Regions from separate parts of the Homo sapiens genome. Here region 2 is linked to region 1. A link is an interaction called in ENCODE POLR2A ChIA-PET data of the cell type or tissue named here. Cell type or tissue: OCI-LY7. All regions are shown on one strand.

Region 1 (4,000 bases):
GTATGTGTTGAGATGACTCCAGAGTCCAAAATTGTAAACCACACTGTCAAAGGATACATTAAATATATAAGAAACTTCCCTTGCCCTTAAGTTTACATTCTAATTAGGGAGACAAGACAGACACACAAAACAATTAGCAATACAAGACAGAATATAACAAGTGATTAGCTTAAAATTTGACATTTTTATGTATCAAAAGCGTTAAAATGTACATACCCTTTGACCCAGCTATTCCACTTCTAGGAATCTATTCCTAAAGAAACAATCATAGATGCATGGAAAGATGTATGGACAAAGATATTAACTATGGTATTATTTATAATGGTAAAAAATTAGAAACACTTTCAATGTCCAATGATAGGGGATGGTTAAGTATGCTAAATAAACATACTTAAATATGCTCATATTCTACATACCACTGAAGAGTATATACAAAACTATTTATTAACATGACAAAACATTCACAATATATTGCAAATGAAAAATACAATGTACAAAATAGTATTAAAGTATGATACCATTTTAGTAAAGAAAAAAGTATTTTTATATATTCAGAAAAAATACAGGAAAGATTACATCAAATTAATGTATTTGACTGTAGTTATCTTTGGATGGTTCTAATGAATTATTTTTGTTTTTTCCCCTTTATGATGGTCTTTATTTTCCAAGCTCTCTGAGTAGGCATTACTTTTAGACTGGAAGAAAAACAATACTGTATTATTTTAATTTTTTAAAAAAGTGATTAGAAAAAAATACTGGAAAGAAACATACCAAAGTCTTAACACTGGTTATGATTGGGCTTGAGATTATTACCTCTTTTACGTTATCCATAAATTCTACGATATATGATTTTATAATGGAAAAATATTAAAAACTACTTTGGAGTAACACTGAGGGAATAACATTAAAAATTACCAAACTGGGCCTGGCGTGGTGGCTCACACCTGTAATCCCAGCGCTTTACGAGGCCAAGGCGGGCAGATCACTTGAGGCCAGGAGTTTGAGACCAGCCTGGCCAACATGCCAAAACCCCATCTCTACTAAAAATATATAAAAATTAGTCAGGCGTGGTGGCAGGTGCCTGTAAACCCAGCTACTCAGGAGGCTGAGACAGGAGAATTGCTGGAACCCAAGAGGCGGAGGTTGCAGTGAGCCGAGATCGTGCCACTGAATTCCACTCTGGGCGACAGAGTGAGACTCTGTCTCAAAAACAAAAACAAACAAAAATAATTAACACACCAAAACTGTAATAAAAAACCCTTTTTATGTCTTCTCAGGGCTTCTATCAAACATCTTTGGCATGTCTCTCTCTCAGCAACCAGCATAAGTCTGTATGCACAGACTCCTGTTGACTCTGCGGAGGTTATTCAATCAAGGCAGGCACTGACTTCAAAACCCATTTTATTCTTTCACCCAAAGAGCAGAAAAAAGAGAAACCAGCAACATAACAGTGTGACGCCAACACAAATGTACTTCTTAAATTTTTAAATAAATGTATGCCTCTCCAGTTTCATATAAATATATTACTGGTCTGAACTTTTATTCATTGAGTTTTAATTTTTATATATTCAAAGTGCCAACCTTCCTACGTGATAGCTTCGACTCTTCAAAACAAAAATATAGGCCGGGTGTGGTGGCTCATGCCTGTACTCCCAGCACTTTGGGAGGCTGAGATGGGCAGATCACCTGAGGCCAGGAGTTTGAGACCAGCCTGGCCAACATGGTGAAACCCCATCTCTACTAAAATACAAAAAAAATTAGCTGGGCATGGTGTCATGCACCTGTAGTCCTGGCTACTCGGGAGGCTGAGGCAGGAGAACTGCTTGAGGGCAGGAGAACTGCTTGAGCCCAGGAGGCAGAGGTTGCAGTAAGCCAAGATCACGCCACTGCACTCCAGCCTGGGCGACAGAGTAAGACTCTGTCTCCACAAAAATAATAATAATAATAATTTCTTCAATAACTTCATCAATATTTTATTTTTTGCTAGTTTTTAGTTTTTTCTCTTTCTTACTATGTTTACTTCACTATAAATATAACATAGTCATTGGCTGAATTAAGATGGTAGGCTGAGCACAGTGTGAGCAAGCTCACCTTCCCCTAAAATCTCCCAAATAACAAAAAAAAGTCATTAAAAAAAAAAAGACATAATTAAAAGAAAACAAGAAATGCCCTTAGTGGACTAATACTATGAGGAATCACTGGAAGATGAAAAGCAGATAGAATCGGACTAAAGAAGACACCACAGTCCTACACACCAAGAGCAGAGGACCAGGGCAAGTGGAGGGACCAACTCTCGGGGTCAACTAAGCCCCAAGGTAAAAGACAGCAGGAAGAAGTGAAACCATTTTAAACATTTACAGCCTAAGTGATTGGAGTGTAGCACAGAAGTTACATAGCAGGTTAACCCCTCCCAGCCATCTACCTCTTTGAGTCAAGCATTATAGAATAGAGGTATTTGCTCCCAGATGGGAACAGTGGCAAAAACAACAAAGGTGTCACTCTCCAGCTAGAACAATCAGTGTGAACACTGGGATCAGAGGGAGAAGGTAGAACCCCGTGGGGATACTAACACCCAGGCAGAAGAGGGGACAGTCACACTGAAGGAGCCTGGCAAGTAGTACACTTCATCTCATTGCTTACTCCATCCCTATCCACAATCTGTGGAGACCTGCTGCAATAAACAGATTTAACACTCACAGCAAGGCTAACTAGGACTCACGATAAAGATGATTGAGCATAAAACTAAGGCCCAAGCATGAAGAAGTATTATAGAAAAGTATATTAAAAAGTTAAGACACAAAAGAGAATCGAACAATATTAAAATTTCAACTAGCTTTTTGTTTGTTTTGCCAAAATGAACAAGCTAATCCTATACTTCAGATGGAAAAAAGCAAGAAACCCAGAATATCAAAACAATCTTGAAAAAGAAGTGAAAGAAGACTCATACTTCCTCATTTCAAAACTTTCTGGAAAGATACAGTATTCAAAAAGTGTGGTACTGGCATATGGATGGACATACAGATTAAATTAATGAAATTGAGAGTCCAAAAGTAAACCCTAACATCCACAGTGTCAACTGATTTTTTTGACAAGGGTGACAAGACTATTCAGTGGGGAATAAATAGTCTTTTCAACAAATTGTCCTGGGACACTTGGATATAGTTTTACATTTAGAATTCTATACCTACTCCAACTCTTGCTTAAGAAGGAGAGTGAAATAAAGAAATTTTTTTATATGCAAGGGCCCAAAAAGTTTGCTTCCTTCAGACTTCTAATGAAATAATTACTCAAAGATATATAATTGGATTGTTTTTTTAAAAAATTAATGCAAGAATAACAAACAAGGCCCAAGAAAAGGGTAAGCAGAGAAACCAGTAAAACCTTTAAGTCTAAATATGCACTGACTGGGGAAAAAAACATTACTAACATTCAGAACTATAATCTCAGATGCTATCAACAGGAATATTTATAAGGGTAGGAAGGGAGGCTGAGAGAAGGAAAACCAGAAGAACATTAAAGTATCTGTCTTATTCAGATGAAGGATATAGAAAATGACTAATATAGATATTGATGAAAAAATATAAATTGAGGTATTGTGTAAAAGATTTAAGAATACTAGCTGGCTTCACTGGTGAATTCCTCCAAACATTTAAGAGCCAATTGCCAAGTCAAATTGATAGAAGTAACCAAAGGTCTCATTCTAGAGAACCTGAAGACACATGTAAGAAGTCAGTTCTGATTTTCTAAAAATGAGAGAGACTAGTTAACAGTAGTTGCCAAAGTGTTTTATCAAAACTGATCATGGTGGCAAGGATGCAGAGGAACTGGATGAGTTATACTTTGCTGGGAGGAATGTAAAATGATACACACATACTCTGAGAGACAGTATGGCAGTTTCCTACAAAACTAAACATATACTTACCATACAACTCAACAATTACATTCTTGGCCATTTACCCCAGAGAAATGAAAACTTATGTCCACACAAAAACCTGTACAC
Region 2 (4,000 bases), 58 kb after region 1:
GCTCTATTGGTGGTTCCCAACTCTTGTCACCGTACATTTTGCTTTCCTGATCTCATTCATAACTTCAGCTACCACCTCGGAGACCTCTAATTCCTATCCAGACCTCTCTTTTGAGCTTGACTCATATTTTCATCTACCTTCTAAACATTTCCACTTAATATTATAGGTACCTGGAACTCAATGTGTATAAAACTGAACTCTTCATCTTATACCTAAAACTTTCTCCATCTTGGCAAATGGCACTGACGTCCCATCCAGTTGTCCTAGCCAGAAACCTGAAAGTCACTTTAGATGCTCTTCTCTATGGTCACCCACTTTGACCTATCCATTCTACCTCCTACATGGATCTTAGATATAACCTTTCAATTATATGATCCCTTGGTTTGGTTCTTTAACATTCAAAGGACATTTGTGTGGATAAAAGAACACTCAGTTATTTCACTTTATGCTTAAATTTATTAAGCAAAACTAATAATTTTGAAGGTAATTTTTTTCTAACATTTGCCAATAATTATAAGCTAAATTAAATTTCTTTAAACATTTTATTTTATTTTATTTTATTTTTTATTTTGAGATGGAGTCTCACTCTGTCACCCAGGCTAGAGTGCAGTGGCGCGATCTTGGCTCACTGCAACCTCCGCTTCTTGGGTTCAGGCAATTCTCCTGCCTCAGCCTTCCGAGTAGCTGGAATTACAGGTGCCCGCCACCATGCCTGGCTAATTTTTCCCTCCTGAGTTCAAGCGATTCTCCTGCCTCAGCCTCCCAAAGTGTTATTTTTAGTAGTGACGAGGTTTCACCATTTTGGCCAGGCTGTCTTGAACTTCTGTCCTCAGGTGATCCACCTGCCTCTGCCTCCCAAAGTGCTGGGATTACAGGCGTGAGCCACCACTCCCAGCCTTACCTTGACTTTTAAAGCCAACTTTGTTCTTTCTCCAACTTTTCCCTTGGATTGCAAATTCATGCAGAGTCAACAAGTGCACCAAAGAAAATCCCCTGAATTGCGGAAAAAAAAAAAAAAACAGGCATATTACTCTTCAGAAAAATCAAAGCTAGAATGTTTATCTATTAAAATATCTCTCCCACCTAGGCTCAGATCAAATGGCTTCACTGTTGTGGCTCAGAAAGGGGCAGACTCCTTCCTTCCAAATCACCCCATCACAGAACACCCATTGCTAAGTAGCAAGCCAGAGGGTTAGACTGGATGCCCCATAAGAGGAGACTTCAAAGTGTTGAGACCTTCAAGTGTAGCCTGTGGAGGAAAATCTTAATCTGTGGGTGACAAAATAAGTGCTTCAGGACCACTTGCTCCAAATCCACATTCTGCAATACAGTCCAAGAAAAAAGGCAAAGTGGCGAGGCGTGATGGCTCACACCTGTGATTCCAGCAGTCTGGAAGGCCAAGGCGGGAGGACCACAAGGTCAGGAGTTCGAGACCAGCCTAGCCAATGTGGTGAAACCCCATCTCTACTAAAAATACAAAAAAATTAGCCGGGCGTGGTGGCACATGCCTGTAATCCCAGCTACTAGGGGATGTTGAGGCAGGAGAATCGCTTGAACACTGCACCCCAGCCTGGGCGACACAGTGAGACTCCATTAAAAAAAAAAGTGCTGATATATTTGGGGAATGCTGAATAGTTTCACAGGGCTCACTGCAACCTCCGCCTCCCAGGTTCAGGTGCGAAACTACGAGATTTTTTGAAGAAGGAAGCCACTTCACTCGGCTGTTTTTTTTTTTTTTTTTTTGAGACAGTCTCACTCTGTTGCCCAGACTTGAGTGCAGTGGCTTGATCTCAGCTCACCACAAACTCTGCTTCCCAGGCTCAAGCGATTCTTCTGCCTCAGCACCCCCGAGTACCTGGGATTACAGGTGCATGCCGCTACCACCTGGCTAAGTTTTGTATTTTTAGTAGAGACGGGGTTTCACCATATTAGCCAGGCTGGTCTTGAACTGCTGACCTCAAATGATCCACTCTCCTCGGCCTCCCAAAGTGCTATGATTACAAGCGTGAACCACTGTGCCTGGCCTCTAGGCTGAATTTGAAAGACCAGCAACAGTGGGTAAAAGCAAAAGGCCAAAGGATGGTACATTTGGGGAATGCTGTAATAGTTTCACAGGGCTGGCTCACAGTGTCCCTGTGGGGAGAATAGAAGAGAAGACTAAAGTGTAGACAGTGGCCAAACCATGATTTTATTAAATGTATGTGATGAGAAGCTACGAGATTTTTTGAAGGAAGAGATGTTATAGATAACATGAACTAGGGTAGAGTACAAACTGCAAGGGGTAAGTCTTGAGGCAAAGAACTAAACTTAGAAGACATAAAAGGACTTAAAGTAATAACCCCAGCCAGGCATGGAGTCTCATGCCTGTAATCCCAGTGTTTTGCAGGGCCAAGGTGGGAGGATCACTTGCGGCCAGGAGTTTGGGACCAGGCTGGGCACCCTGTCTCTACAAAGAAAAAATTTTTTAAAATTAGCCAGATGTGGTGGCATACCCCTGTCATCCTAAGCTACTCGTGAGGTTGAAGCAGGAGGATCCCTTTAACCCAGGAATTCCAAGTTATAGTGAGCTATAATCATGTCACTGCCTTCCAGCCTGCATGACAGAGCAAGACCCTGTCTCTTTTTTTTTTTTTTTTTTTTTTTTTTTTGAGACGGAGTCTCGCTCTGTCGCCCAGGCTAGAGTGCAGTGGCAGGGTCTCGGCTCACTGCAAGCTCTGCCTCCCGGGTTCACGCCATTCTTCTGCCTCAGCCAACCCAGTAGCTGGGACTACAGGCGCCCGCCACCACACCCGGCTAATTTTTTGTATTTTTAGTAGAGACGGGGTTTCACCGTGTTAGCCAGGATAGTCTCAATCTCCTGACCTCGTGATACGCCCGCCTCGGCCTCCCAAAGTGCTGGGATTACAGGCTTGAGCCAAAATGCCCTGCCGACCCTGTCTCTTAAAAAAAAAAAAAAAGGAAATGAAAGAAAAACAGGATAGAATAATATGCGGCATTAAATTGGGAAAATAAATTATAAACTCAAGGTGTTAAAATAGAAACCTAGCAGTGATGGCTACATGGATGTGCACGTTAAAACTTATCAAACATGTGCAGTTTATGTCAATTAGACCTCAGTAAGGCTGTTTAAAAAAATATCTTTTCCAGTTTTGCTATTAGAAGGGGCCCAAATGTAGTAACAGCAGCACTTCTGCCCACAATTCTTTGCATTGTTAGCAACCAGATTTTGGTCCCTCATTTTAGTCTACTGTGATTAAAAGGATCAGGCTCTTTGGAGAGTTGCTGATTCCATGTCTTGGGGCAAGGACAATAAATCAACTTGGATCCAGAATATCCTGTTGTTGCTAGAAAGCAAGAATGCTTTCAAGAATGCTACAGACAGGCCAGGCGTGGTGGCTCACGCCTGTAATCCCAACACTTTGGGTGACCGAGGCAGGCAGATCACGAGGTCAGGAGTTTGAGACCATCCTGGCTAACACAGTGAAACCCCATCTCTATTGCAAATACAAAAAACAAGCCAGGCATGGTGGCACGTGCCTGTAGTCCCAGCTACTGGGGAGGCTAAGGCAGGAGAATTGCTTGAACCTGGGAGGCAGAGGTTGCAGTGAGCCGGGATCGTGTCACTGCACTCCAGCCTGGGCGACAGAGCAAGACTCCGTCTCAAAAAAAAAAAAAAAAAAAAAAAAAGAATGCTATAGAAATGCTACAGACAATGCTAAAAGAATAGAATAGCCAGCTTAAAGGAGATCCATTACCCCACTTGTGAATATCTGAAACTCAAATAAGAGAATAATCATTACAATTAAACTAAAATGCAGCCAGGGTAGTCCCAGCACTTTCGGAGGCTGAAGTGGGCAGATTGCTTGAGTCCAGGAATTCAAGACCAGCCTGGACAATATAGTAAAACCCCATCTCTACAAAAAATACAAAAAATTAGCTGGGCATGGTTACGCATACCTGTGTTCCCAGCTACTCGGGAAGCTGAGGTGGCAAGATCGCG

Evidence for each region. Peaks named below come from ENCODE experiments on the same cell type or tissue, not always from the same donor. Only the 100,000 strongest peaks of a DNase experiment are listed, where the experiment ranks them.
Region 2: POLR2A ChIA-PET joins it to region 1 with 9 read pairs; 5 of 35 experiments call an interaction of 5 or more read pairs at or near these places.

What each region holds. Positions count from the first base shown.
Region 1 is chr7:130,091,148-130,095,147 of GRCh38, reverse strand. All of the region lies in intron 1 of KLHDC10 (kelch domain containing 10), which reads right to left. Among named protein-coding and RNA genes, the nearest start is that of KLHDC10, 23 kb to the right of the region's middle. RefSeq lists an enhancer at 2,202-2,261. In OCI-LY7, no CTCF peak of the experiment used is centred here; a DNase peak (open chromatin) is centred at 2,347; H3K4me3 peaks cover 914 bases; H3K27ac peaks cover 819 bases.
Region 2 is chr7:130,033,133-130,037,132 of GRCh38, reverse strand. All of the region lies in intron 4 of ZC3HC1 (zinc finger C3HC-type containing 1), which reads left to right. Among named protein-coding and RNA genes, the nearest start is that of ZC3HC1, 16 kb to the left of the region's middle. In OCI-LY7, no CTCF peak of the experiment used is centred here; no DNase peak of the experiment used is centred here.